Regions from separate parts of the Homo sapiens genome. Here region 1 is linked to region 2. The links are chromatin contacts, found by Hi-C or POLR2A ChIA-PET in ENCODE. All regions are on one chromosome and are shown on one strand. The core of a region is the stretch at or near the end of the contact, and the rest is flanking DNA. Distances in the headings are between cores, read along the strand shown. Region 1 overlaps RALGAPA2 (Ral GTPase activating protein catalytic subunit alpha 2). Region 2 holds the start of LINC00237 (long intergenic non-protein coding RNA 237).

The links. Hi-C counts contacts between places; a loop is a spot of excess contacts on that map. ChIA-PET counts read pairs that join two places held with the same protein, here RNA polymerase II (POLR2A). Pooled maps may share reads with other maps.
Region 1: a loop to region 2 is called in a map with no recorded cell type, with 2.6 times the contacts of the local background. The contact joins the enhancer-like site here to the promoter of LINC00237 in region 2. A Hi-C loop is called at or near these places in 1 of 37 single-sample maps with no recorded cell type and 2 of 50 pooled maps. POLR2A ChIA-PET finds 5 or more read pairs at or near these places in 1 of 52 experiments (activated naive CD4-positive, alpha-beta T cell).

The regions. Positions count from the first base shown.
Region 1 is chr20:20,664,991-20,670,801 of GRCh38, reverse strand. The region is part of intron 3 of RALGAPA2 (Ral GTPase activating protein catalytic subunit alpha 2); the gene reads left to right. Among named protein-coding and RNA genes, the nearest start is that of RALGAPA2, 45 kb to the left of the region's middle. RefSeq lists a silencer at 5,740-5,799. Within about 2 kb of position 2,026, at least 2 of the 41 ENCODE cell types and tissues checked have a DNase peak (open chromatin) inside an H3K27ac peak, as active enhancers do.
Region 2 is chr20:21,103,970-21,109,590 of GRCh38, reverse strand. LINC00237 (long intergenic non-protein coding RNA 237) reads left to right here and starts at 3,233. Exons shown (of 2, transcript NR_190203.1): 1 at 3,233-3,320.

The DNA.
Region 1 (5,811 bases), core at 777-3,276, 440 kb after region 2:
AATTGTTATATTTTTTAGTAGAGACAGGGTTTCACCATGTTGGCCAGGCTGGTCTTGAACTCCTGACCTCAGGTGATCCATGTGCCTCGGCCTCACAAAGTGCTGGGATTACAGGCATGAGCCACTATGCCTGGCCTATCATACTTTTTTTTTTTTTTTTACTATGGTTATGACTCTTACTGTACTTTAAAAACCATATTTCATCCATCATTGCTTTGTCTTTCAAATGGAGATGTGGGGATGATGATGTGGGACTCCACAACATGAATTTACATTTACCATCTTAACCGGAATCTACATGTTTTACATGGGCTAGTCTGTTTAATCCTTTCCTTCTGAAGTAGGTTTGGTCTTCCCAGTTTTTATGAATGAAATGTTGGAGGCTTTGTAGGGTTAGGTGACTTGCCCAAGGGTGCACACTTAGTAAATGGGAGAGTAGGGATTTAACCTTTAGTCTAACTCTAGAACCTATTATTCTAACTTACTGGCATGCTGCCTACCACTTAGGAGTGTTGGTATTCTTTCTAAGCTGTATTCCATAGGCTGTCTATATCAACATATACTATTCTTTACAATTCATTTATTCATCAGACACATTTATTAGGTATGCACTGTGTCAGACACACGTAGGTGCTGGAGATACAACAATGAGCAAGGTAGCCAGAGCCTCCCGTCCTCATGGAGTATAAATTACCATTTCGTGGTGAGCGGAAGAGTCTACTGGTAAGAATGAATTCATGTCAGAGCTCCAGTAATGACCTTCTGAATCACAGAAAATCCTGAATGGTTCTTTTCAGAAGTGATATTTTGGTGATGGTTCTTGAATTAGTTACCTGCATAAGGGAAAGGAGAGTTGGTGTAGAAACACAAGGTACTTGGTGAATGGGTCTCAAGATCAAATAATTCACATTGAGAACCTTCTGGATTCAAGCTTGACAGGTTATTTTAATGGTACCTGAGATTCGTTTTAATCAGGTGTGGTAAGGCACAGAAACATGAAAATGATTGTTATGAAGGAAGAAGTTTTAATTATGCTCACAGGCCTCTAGAAACAGACATGTCACACAGAGCCAAACAGGGAAGCACCAAGGCAAAATCAGTACGCAAAGAGGAAAGGGAGCGACAGAGACAGAACTGAGGGCAGGAGCTTTTATTGTGTTTTTTTGCAGGAAGGAATGGGCAAGGCCAGGTAAGTAAACTACATAGGCTTAGGACTGGATAGTTTGAATAATTTCAGCTGACAGGGCTGTAGGGGTAGCTCCTGGTTGTCCAGCACCTGGCCCCTGGATGATTGAGGGGAGGGGGATAGAGTCCATAAAAGGATGTGGTTGGGGTTACGGATTTGGGATTGGTTGGTTTGCATATCAGAAACATGCTCTGAGCCACTATCTTTGGGAATTTGCTAACCCTTGGAGGGGCATCCTTCCTATGTCATTGAGGCCCCAGATGTCAGCACATCAAGAATACAGAGAATAAGACAATATAGTTAATTCAGAGATACTGTTTCAAGCTTTCTGCCATGTTGTATGCCATCCCCTTTTACTAGAGAAATAGAATAGTTTGGAGTTATACATGTATGTTTTAGAAAGTTTATAGAATTTGATATTTCCTCACCCTCCCACACTCCAATTAAAATACATCGACACAAGAGGCTTAATTTCAAAACGTAAACATGTTCTGGCATTGGAGTGCCACTCATTTGGATGTTCTTCAAATATCACAGGATTTGAAATCACAGATAAACAGATTCTTTATTCTAAATTTTATTTAAATTACCCCACTATATTAAACCCTGTTTCTATCTTGTCATTAGCCTTCCTAGAGACCTGAATGAGTTCTTTATAGTCTGTAAAGTGTGGCCCAGGCTGGTCTAACACTCACAGTCCTCTCCCTGGCTCTCAGTGTAGCTCTTCTTCATATTTTGTGGTTACTCTGTGGAAGTGCTCTGTCGGGCTAACACTGCCCCTTTATCTCTCTTTGCATAGTTTCACTTCTGCCTCTTAGTTTATTCAGTTCTCTTTTCAGGGACTGCCCTTAGCTCTTCTCCCCATCTGGCCCATTCTCTCAGGACCTGTTTAGACCCACCAATTTCTCCTGGCAACTCCTGCTGGAAGTGCTCATTCTTTCCTTTGGACTCATATAATAGCCCTGCCTTGTGTTATCATTTGACTGTGGCTGGATATCCATAGTTATCCCTTAATGTGGCTATGCCTTAGTTTCCTAATGAGAGTGTAAAAACTCTAACTCCATGTTTTTTATGTGCATTTTTGTACATATTTTTGAGTGGAAGAGGGACAAGGACATATAAAATGAACAAGAAAAGCAAATTCTTCCAAAGCCAACAACCGTGACTTAACAATCCTTTGTTACTTTTTTCTTTTCTTTTCTTTTCTTTTTTTGAGACACAGTCTCGCTCTGTTGCTCAGGCTGGAGTGCAGTGGCACTATCTTGGTTCACTGCAACCTCCGCCTCATGGGTTCAAGCAATTCTCCTGCCTCAGCCTCCCAAGTAGCTGGGACTACAGGCACCTGCCACCATGCCTGGCTAATTTTTGTATTCTTAGTAGAGATGAGATTTTACCATATTGGTCAGGCTGGTCTCAAACTCCTGGCCTCAGGTGATCCATGTGGCTAGTGGCTACTGTATTGGACAGGGAGGCTCTAGAGTCCTCCAGTAGAGCCGTATCTCATCGTTTGAAAGACCACTTTTCATTGTTAAACATGGTTAAATCCTTAGTATCTTGTACATCTGTATCCTTGTAATGCAGGGGACTTTGACTTAAGGTTTAGGATTTTACTGAAATGGTTTCTCTGGGCTTCTTCTTATTACCAGAGTGCCCTTGGCTGAGGGGAATGAGCATTTACCTCCACAGGTTGGAGAAGCATGGCTCCAAAGTGACCCTCTGCAAACAGAATTGAAAAGCCATGCACAATGTCATTCTACTGTTTTCATGCATTTTTTAAAATGAAAATAATGTTAAATAAAGGCTAGCCAAATTCCTTAGGACTTCATCTCCCCACCACACCTTCAACCTTTCTCCATCTGTTTCCCCTTCAAGATAAAGAAAACAGTTTCAGTGCACTCCAGGATGATGCACCATGTCTCTTTCTCACCCGTCCTTTGGTAGGAGATTCTTATTTGAGAAGCATTGGTGGAAGAGGCAAACTGCAGCAGGTGAACCACACAGCAAGTGCAGATGACATGTGGGTTTCTTCTAGGACATACAGAGAAAGAAAAATAATATTGTGGATGCTAGCTTTTGTTTTTCCTTTGGTATTGAAATTTGATTGCTTGCGATTTATTACACGCCTATATGTACTGACTCCCTTCCTTCTCTGCAGTTTGGTGTTATGCTGGATTGGATGGCTGGACTCAGCATGTGCACAGTCTGGGTGTAGTTATGTTTGGGATTCATAATTTGACCAGTGGTGAATCCAGGGATGTAGTGGAATCTATGTCTTACTTTAATGGAATTCAGCACTGGGTCTCTTGTTCTTCATTGCTCCAGGTGAGCTTATATAGATAGTGGATTTAGCCCCTAATTTTTTTCCTTAGAGTAGGGGAAAAGAATTTTTAATGATTTTCCTGATAATAGTAATATAGCTATATCCAGTACAGTGCCAATAAGATGAAACAAATGGCTGATTTTCACTCTCTGTAGCATTGTTTTGTATATGCAATCCAGTAATTTGAATGTTGATTTTATTTCCCATCCAAATGCATTCATTTATAACTTTTCACATTTAGTAGCACCATTTTACTTCAGATACTAATAGTGAATTGCCTAAAGAAAAACTAGAGTTATGAATATAATAGGATTACAAACAATTCTGAGATTTATTTCCTTTCTTCTTCCTTTCCTTCTCCTCCTCCTCTTTTCCTCCCCCCACCCCTGCCTCCTCCTCTTCTTTTGTGAGAATTGCATATCTTTTGTAACTCTTTGAAAATGAAAACAAATTAAAAGCTCCTGTGGAGGTTCAGTGAAAATGCCTGAACTGAATTCTAGGCAAGTCAACAGATTCAGGCTCGGTGTCCTACAGGATTAAGTAACGATTCCTTTTCTTTCTTTATACAATGGCTAATGGCTTTTCTTATAAGCAAATAATACATAGCAAGGTGGCAGAATCATATTTTTACAATTAACTAGTTGCCACAGTTTCTGCGCTTTTCTCTGCTTTGTTATTTCTTATTCCAGGCTGTCCAGTGTGCAGCCATCCTTCCGTGCTGCTCCCTCCTCCCATGCCGAGGTGAAGGACTTCCTCTACAAACCTCTCAGGCTGATACTGCTTTTTATTTTGTTTCCTGTAAGGGCCACTTCACGGTTTTTGAGTGGAAGAGGGACAAGAACAACTAAAATGAACAAGAAAAGCAGATTCTTCTAAAATCCTTGGAATTTAAGTTCTTATTGAGGATTTCAAATATTTAGATGCTTTAGTAGATTTTGTTTTCTTTTAAAAGAATGATTCCAATTTTGAATGCAGCTCTTTGGTCACTGTCATAATTCTAAATGACTGATTGCAATTGAGAAAAAGCCACTATCAATTCAGATTTTCTGGAGAACATTTTTAAAAGAACTGAGCTGACAAAGACACCCATCTCTCATCCCCAAAGTCTCCCTGAGTTCCAGTTGGCAAAGTGAATGTCTCTAGTTAGCATGACTAAGATTTTGGGTCACATTTATGACATGGGGCTATATTTAAATGATAATAGAGGTGTGTAATCATCTGGCTTTCTTTGTAATGCCAGCCATACTTGTGGCTTTTATTGATGTTGAACCCTTGGTTGGGAACAACTCCAAATGATAACATTATTGTTATGGCATAGTGTGATCTTGCCTTGAGACTGCTCTGCAGGGATCACAGTAGAGGGCCAGGTGGCCAAGGTACCCTTTTTCACTGGTCTCATATGTTGCCTGTGGTGGTGAATTAGCTCTGTAGTTGCTCCTCGGTGCTATCGCCTGTACTGGATACTGGGGAAATAATAAAACATAGGACTGAGATCCTTTATCTCTATAGCATGTGGTTATTCTGGTGTCTGATTTTGATTGTGAAATGTCTATGATCTGTACAAACCGGAAGGTGGGAACAAAATATAAACATGTGGTCCATTTTGGAGATTCTTTGCATGCACTTTTCCTGGTTAAAATGTGATTATCCTATTATAGAATGTTAGTAATTTTAATTAGACAAATGTTTGAGTTGAAAGGAGTCAGTTTCAATGGATAGTTTAATATGCAAATTTAGTATTAAAGACTGCAGTCTCCCTTTTGCATCAAGACTTATAGGTGAGAAACTTGGGATTGACCCAACGGGATATACCAAATTACTCAGTTCACCTTGGAGGAAGGGACACTGGAGATAAGATGTTCGTGGAAGTCTGAAATTACATTCTTGTTGTTATCTGTTGCAGTCCAGGTGCCCTGAGCTTCCTGGCATGCTGGCCTCTTTCACATAGTGTGCCACTTGATGTGTTGGTAACTGACACTCTTAAGAGGAGATCCTGTGGAAGGCAATACTAGCAAAAATGCTTCCAAGAATCTTTTAAGGGCAGATGGTAGAAACTGCATTAGGGCTAAAGATATGGGAAATTCACACTGAAACCTGAGCATGTTTATTTATTGTTAGGATAGCAGGAGACATGTAGAGAGCTTTTTTCTCTTTAATTAAAATTAATCTGTTAATGCAGTTTTGGTAAGTTGATTTTTTTTAAATTAATATATACCTTTAGGAGAGAGTTGTACAAAAACTTGCTATTATAAGTCTATTACTTGTTTTCTGTTTGGATATGTAGTGTGGTGGCTGTTACAGAGTG
Region 2 (5,621 bases), core at 1,984-4,483:
ACTGAGGATAATTTCTAACACTTAAAGTCAACTGATTTTAGTTGTTACCTACATATATAAAATACCTTCACAGCAAGTTACTGGGTACCATAGCCTAGCCAAGTTGATACATAAACTAACCATCACAGGATCTCTTATGTGTTTTTAAGTCAGATGTGAGAGCTGCAGTCTTCTGAAGCCTCCACTGGGCTGGACATCCAAGATGACTCATTCTCATGGTCATTGCTCACTCCACATTGGTGGCTAATGCTGGCAGTCAGCTGGGAGCTTAGCTAGGGCTGTTGAACGGCACGCTTACCTGATCTGTCTCCAGCATGGTGGCTGGGTTCTAAGAGGGAGTGTCCCAAGAGCCAGCATTCCAATAAACAAGAAATGGAAGCTGCTTGGCCAGTTAACACCCACACTGGAATTAGTACAATGTCATTTTCACTGTTCTATTGGTCAAAACAGTCACAGGGCCCATCCAGATTCAAAGGGTGGAAAACTAAGTCCCACTTCTTGATGGGAGAGTGGCACAGTCAATTGCAAAAGAACACGTGGGCTGGGAGATACAGACACAGCTGTTTTTGGAAAACACAATGGGACTCACCATTTCCATGCACATCGGCCCACCCTCCAACTGCCAGCATCTATGACCCTTTACCTAGGGTCTTTCTTTGGCCAATGTCTTCTTCACCTCCTGTAAGGCAACTCTACAGTGTGGGCAAATAATGCCCACCCCAGAAGTCCTCAACCAATAATAGGATGGTACAATTCCCTTGTCCCTCAAGCAGGCGTCTACACTGCCTCCCAGGGTTTCTCTAGTAGTATTAAGTTCCAGTTGCAATAAAATGGTAACTTGCTTGGTAATTCACTCTGTATTGCTCCCTCCCCTTCCCTGTTTCTTTTCCCTACTTCCCCTACTGTGTTGCTTCCTGAGATCACCTCCTGAAAAATATATTTGCACTCATCTTTGGCTCAGGGCTGACTTCTAGGGGAACCCAACTAAAATAAGAGAGTGACTTGTTCAAGGTCACAGAGCTATAACTAAGGGCTGAACTGACCCCTAGTCAAGAGTGCTTTCCAAATTTGCTACATTCTGACAAAGCTTCAGAGAATTAAAGTGTTCAATCTTATTTAGTGATAGGGAGGGCCTATGAAAAAGAACAAATTAAATGTTTGTGTTAGCTATTATTTGGAGAGAGGACTGGACTAGGAGTCAGGAAATGTGGGTTCTTGCTTTTGCTCTAGTGGTGAACAAGTTCCATAACTTGAGCCTCAGGAGTGGAGATAAATTCTCATCTCGAATTCACACTTTTAGCATTTCAGTGAGCATCAAATGGGTGATCATGCAAAAACAGTACAATGAAGAAAATAGGCAAATGAGTGAAAGGAATTATTTTTTCCCATTTTTGGTGACTCTACTCAATAAAACCTTATGTTTTAATTTTTTTCAAAAGCTTCTCATGTAATCTTGAAGTACACGATTGCCAAGTTCACCAAACCATGTTGTCTGGATAATTCAGGTTATGTTCAAAATCTCCAGTTTTAAAACAAAGTCTTCAGATACAATTTTTTAGCCAATGGCCCACTTTTACCAGAAAAAGCTCCTGGCATTGAAAGCCATCTCTCAGTCCCTGACAACAAATGTCCTTGTCACTGCAGAGCATACGTAGGCATGAACTGCCTGGATAAAGATAGTCAATATATTTTTCACCGTTGGCTTATGAAAAAATATCACATCCATATTATGGCATTTCCCCCTCTGCACTAGCTTCTTTAGGATGTATGAATTTCACCTAGCAGTATGTGTGTGTGTTGAGTTTTGATACCCATCTCTTTGTGTGTTAGTGGACAGAGTAGAAAAATGCAGACAACAGATTAACAGAAGAGAAAATAACTCATGAGCGGTCTTGGACACATTTAATATTATCAATGATATTCTGCGATAAAACATAAGCGGGGGTAGTATTTATGTACTTATTGGCTTACTAAATTGATCACATTTTCTGGTGGAAAAGTTAAATGCAATTTAGCTGCAGAGGATTTGGAACATGCCCCAGTTTGGTATTTGTTTATACTTTATATTTTAAAAAGGGAAAACAACTTGATTTAATCTCTGATTTGTGTAGAAAACTTGGCTTGCCAACTTATTGAAATTCACAGCTCTTGCCCAGAGGAACTGGTCTTCCGCTAAAAACTAGCCTTGGTTTATGCTAAGGTGGCAAAAGACTTAATTTGGGAATTACATTTCTTCCAAAGACTAATTTCAAACTAGGTATATATATTTTTAAGTTGGTTTGCAGATTCACATCTACACCACCTCTTCCAGAGTTGGGGGATGTTTTCCCTCTTGTTTATCGTTTTGCTGGTGTGAATGCTGAGAATTAATTACTCTCCTTTGTAACACTAAGACAACTTTTAATGATCATTTGTTTCTTCTATTGTATGGAATGAAATCATAAGAAGTTTCATTTAATTGGTTTATTCATTTAAAGAGATTCCTTTAATTGAAATAGAGAAAAGGAAAAATAAAACCCTAGAAAATAAAACCAGGTTCTAACCACTCCAGGGCGAAACGCGTAAATCATTTTAAAAATGAATACCCCAAATTAAGAATTTAATTTTTAAAACTCTTTATGTCTCTCTCTCCACATTTGTAGTATGTGAAAGGCAAGAGAGACCCTTTGAATCAGGGAAAAGTTATTCTTTGAAATGACATCGGTGATCTGATTCCCTCTGTATTTCAACCGCATTAACTTCACACCGTCCACACTGGGCAATGAAGATGCTCAGAGTCAGGTCAAATTCACCCTCCTGAAAAACTGCAAATTAAGATGCTGTTGATTACACATCACCGGCTGTCTTAATCATCGTGATCAAAATCCAAATATTAAGGAAAGTGGCCTGGGAGGGTTACGTTTGGGCTTTTGACAGACCCTCAACCAAACTCTGACGCCCAGCCTGCGCGTTTCCACATCTTTTTCCAGGCAAGAGGCTCCACCAGCCCGCGTGGGGCTCGCAGTGTTTCTCTAGAGTGGCTAGACATCCCCCAGCCCCCAAACCCAGACACACCCCGACCCCCGCGAATGGTTCTGGGCTGTCAAAACACGCGGCGGCGTGTTCAGTCCCAATAACTCGCGTGATGATTAATGAGCAGCTTGATAATTTAATATCGCGTGTGATTAAATTATAAGGCGTGGGGGAGGGGAGCTCTGCGCCACCTCGGCAGCCCCGCCGACGCCGACCAGCTAACCGGACTGGGCTGCGCGCGGAGCCCCCTCTTCCCGTGCACAGTGCGGGGCGAGGCTTGGCGAGCGGTGGGTCTGCGCCTTCCCAAGGTCAGTGGGTCTGGAGAGGGGAGGACGGCGGGACTGGGGGTGGCGGAAGGGATGTCTTGCAGAGAGGAGGAGAGGTGTGGGCTCAGGGTAGCTCTGGTCTGAGCCGATGAGCAGGGCGAGTCATCGACTCTTTCCCCGGCAAAGGCGCGTGGAAGGCTGGAAAATGGCCTCAGGCAAGGGAAGATTTGTTTTTAAAAATTCCTCTTTTCTCTGCCACGGGGGCTTAGAGAGTCCCTAGGATTCGGAGACCCCTGGGGGGAAGGGGCGCCCCTCTGAGTCTCTCTCTGGATCCCATCCCCCCGACCCCGCCCCGCGCCTTGACTTTGTGGGGTTTCCCCGCAGGCCGGGCCGAGGTGGCGGTCGGGTTGGGCCACCCCAAGCCCCTTCTTTTCCCCAGCCCGCAGAGCCCGGCCTTGCCTAGTGCTCGGCGGGGTTCAGGCAGGTCCGGGGGAAGAGGGAGTGGATGAAGCCTGCGAGAGCCGGAAGCTGCGGGGAGGCAGAGAGACGCCCGCAAAACTCTAGGCGCAGAGTCTCCGGGGTTTCCAGCCGGATTCCTAGGGGAGGCGCGAAAACCCGATCTAAACTGAGGTTACTGGAGGGACTCCTGGCCGGCACTCTTTTCTCCTGAAGAGGTCGTTTAGGGGGGCTCAGGCGTGGCCACTCCTTCCCCTGGAAGAAGTGTGAGCGCAGGGCCCTCGCCGGGTGAGGGGGCCGGCGGCGCTCACACTGTCCCTGCCGCCGCGGCACAGTCCTGCCCCGGCCCAGGTAGGCGGTTGCTTTTGCTGCTATGCAGAGCCAGGTCTGCTCCGGGGGCTGCAGCCTCAGAGGGGTACCTCGAGAAACCACTTGCGGGACACAGGGAGAGTCGCCTCTTATTCCATGGCTCTGTCGAAGGGCTGAACTTTTAGCCCGAGGAGGGCAGGCCCTCGACAGGTAGGGATGTCCCCAGAAGACCCTAGGAAACAACACCTTGGGGTGGGGGGCGGGGGACGGGGGGGTTGTTCAGACCCAGAGCGGGAGGGTGAAAATTAAAGCGTCCTGACCAGGGCTCCAGAGGGCTCGGCGTCCAGGCTGTGCTGGCTGGATTTTCAGCTGGGAAATGGCATTCGAAAGGGGACCCGGTGGGCTGAACCCAGGCTGCCCGCTTTCCTTCACCCAGAGAGGCCCTGCAGAGCGCCAGAACGGCGCGCCTGGTGTCCGGTGCTTCGGGCTCCAGGTGCAGTGGCCGAACCTTCCTCCTAGACAAAGATGGAAGCTTCCTAGGTTGGGCTCCTTGGATATGCAGCCATGACCATTTCTCTCCCAGCTTCTCCAGATATTTGGAGGTAACACCAAGGAAGGGGAAAATCATGAACAACCAAATGGGCTTGTAAACAGAGGTCACAGTATAGAAAAAATATATGAGTGTGTGTGTACGCGCCTGTGTGTCTGTGTGTCTGTCTGTGTGTGTCCTCTCAAAACACCCAGAGAGAATATGTAAACAAAACCTGCCTAGCTAGAGCAGAAACAAGCCACAAATTGGTTCTAGGAGGCTCAGCCTGAAATGCCCCAAATTAGCAGAGGATGTAGGTTGTGACTGCAATTCCAGGATATTTGGAACACACAAAACCCTTCTTAGGAAAAAAAACAGTAAGTCAGGGGTTGGAGGGTGGGGGGCAGAGGAGAAGTGCTCCGAAGCTGCCCCGCGTCCTGGGCCCCCAGCGGCTGCAGACCTGGTTGCATCTTTCTCCAGGGGCCGCACCTCTCTGTCCTGGCCCAAAGGCCCTGAGAGGAGGCCACTCCCCTCAAGGTGAGTTAGTGGTAACTAAAGAGGATTTATGGACAAGGCTGTTGCTTGCGGCCGCCTCTGCAGCCGGAGTCATTTTAAGGAGAAGCAGCCTCTGATATTACTGCTGACGCTCCACCTCGGGGTACTGACCTGACCAAAGGCCAACGCTCTGGTTCCCGCATGCCGCTTTTGTCCTTGTTATGAAAATCATTCCTTAAATTTGCTCCTCATCTGTGCTGCTCTCAGACACAAACTGACCCCCTTATATCTGGTGCCACCAAAAATAGTGGCTGGGCCCAAGGAGAACAATTTAAAAGCCCAGGACTAACCTGTTTCTCCCAAAGGTACCACACCTAATTACAGCATTAATAGTGTGCGCCTGGTGGACGCATTATATTTCCCAGGAATTACATTTGTTTTCCAGAAGCTGGACTGGGAAGGTCCTAGACAGAAGTGAGTCCTTGGAAGAAAGGACTGAGCGTCTCAGTAATGACATGGAGGTGGGGAGGGGGTGGGATAAGGGACTCCAAACT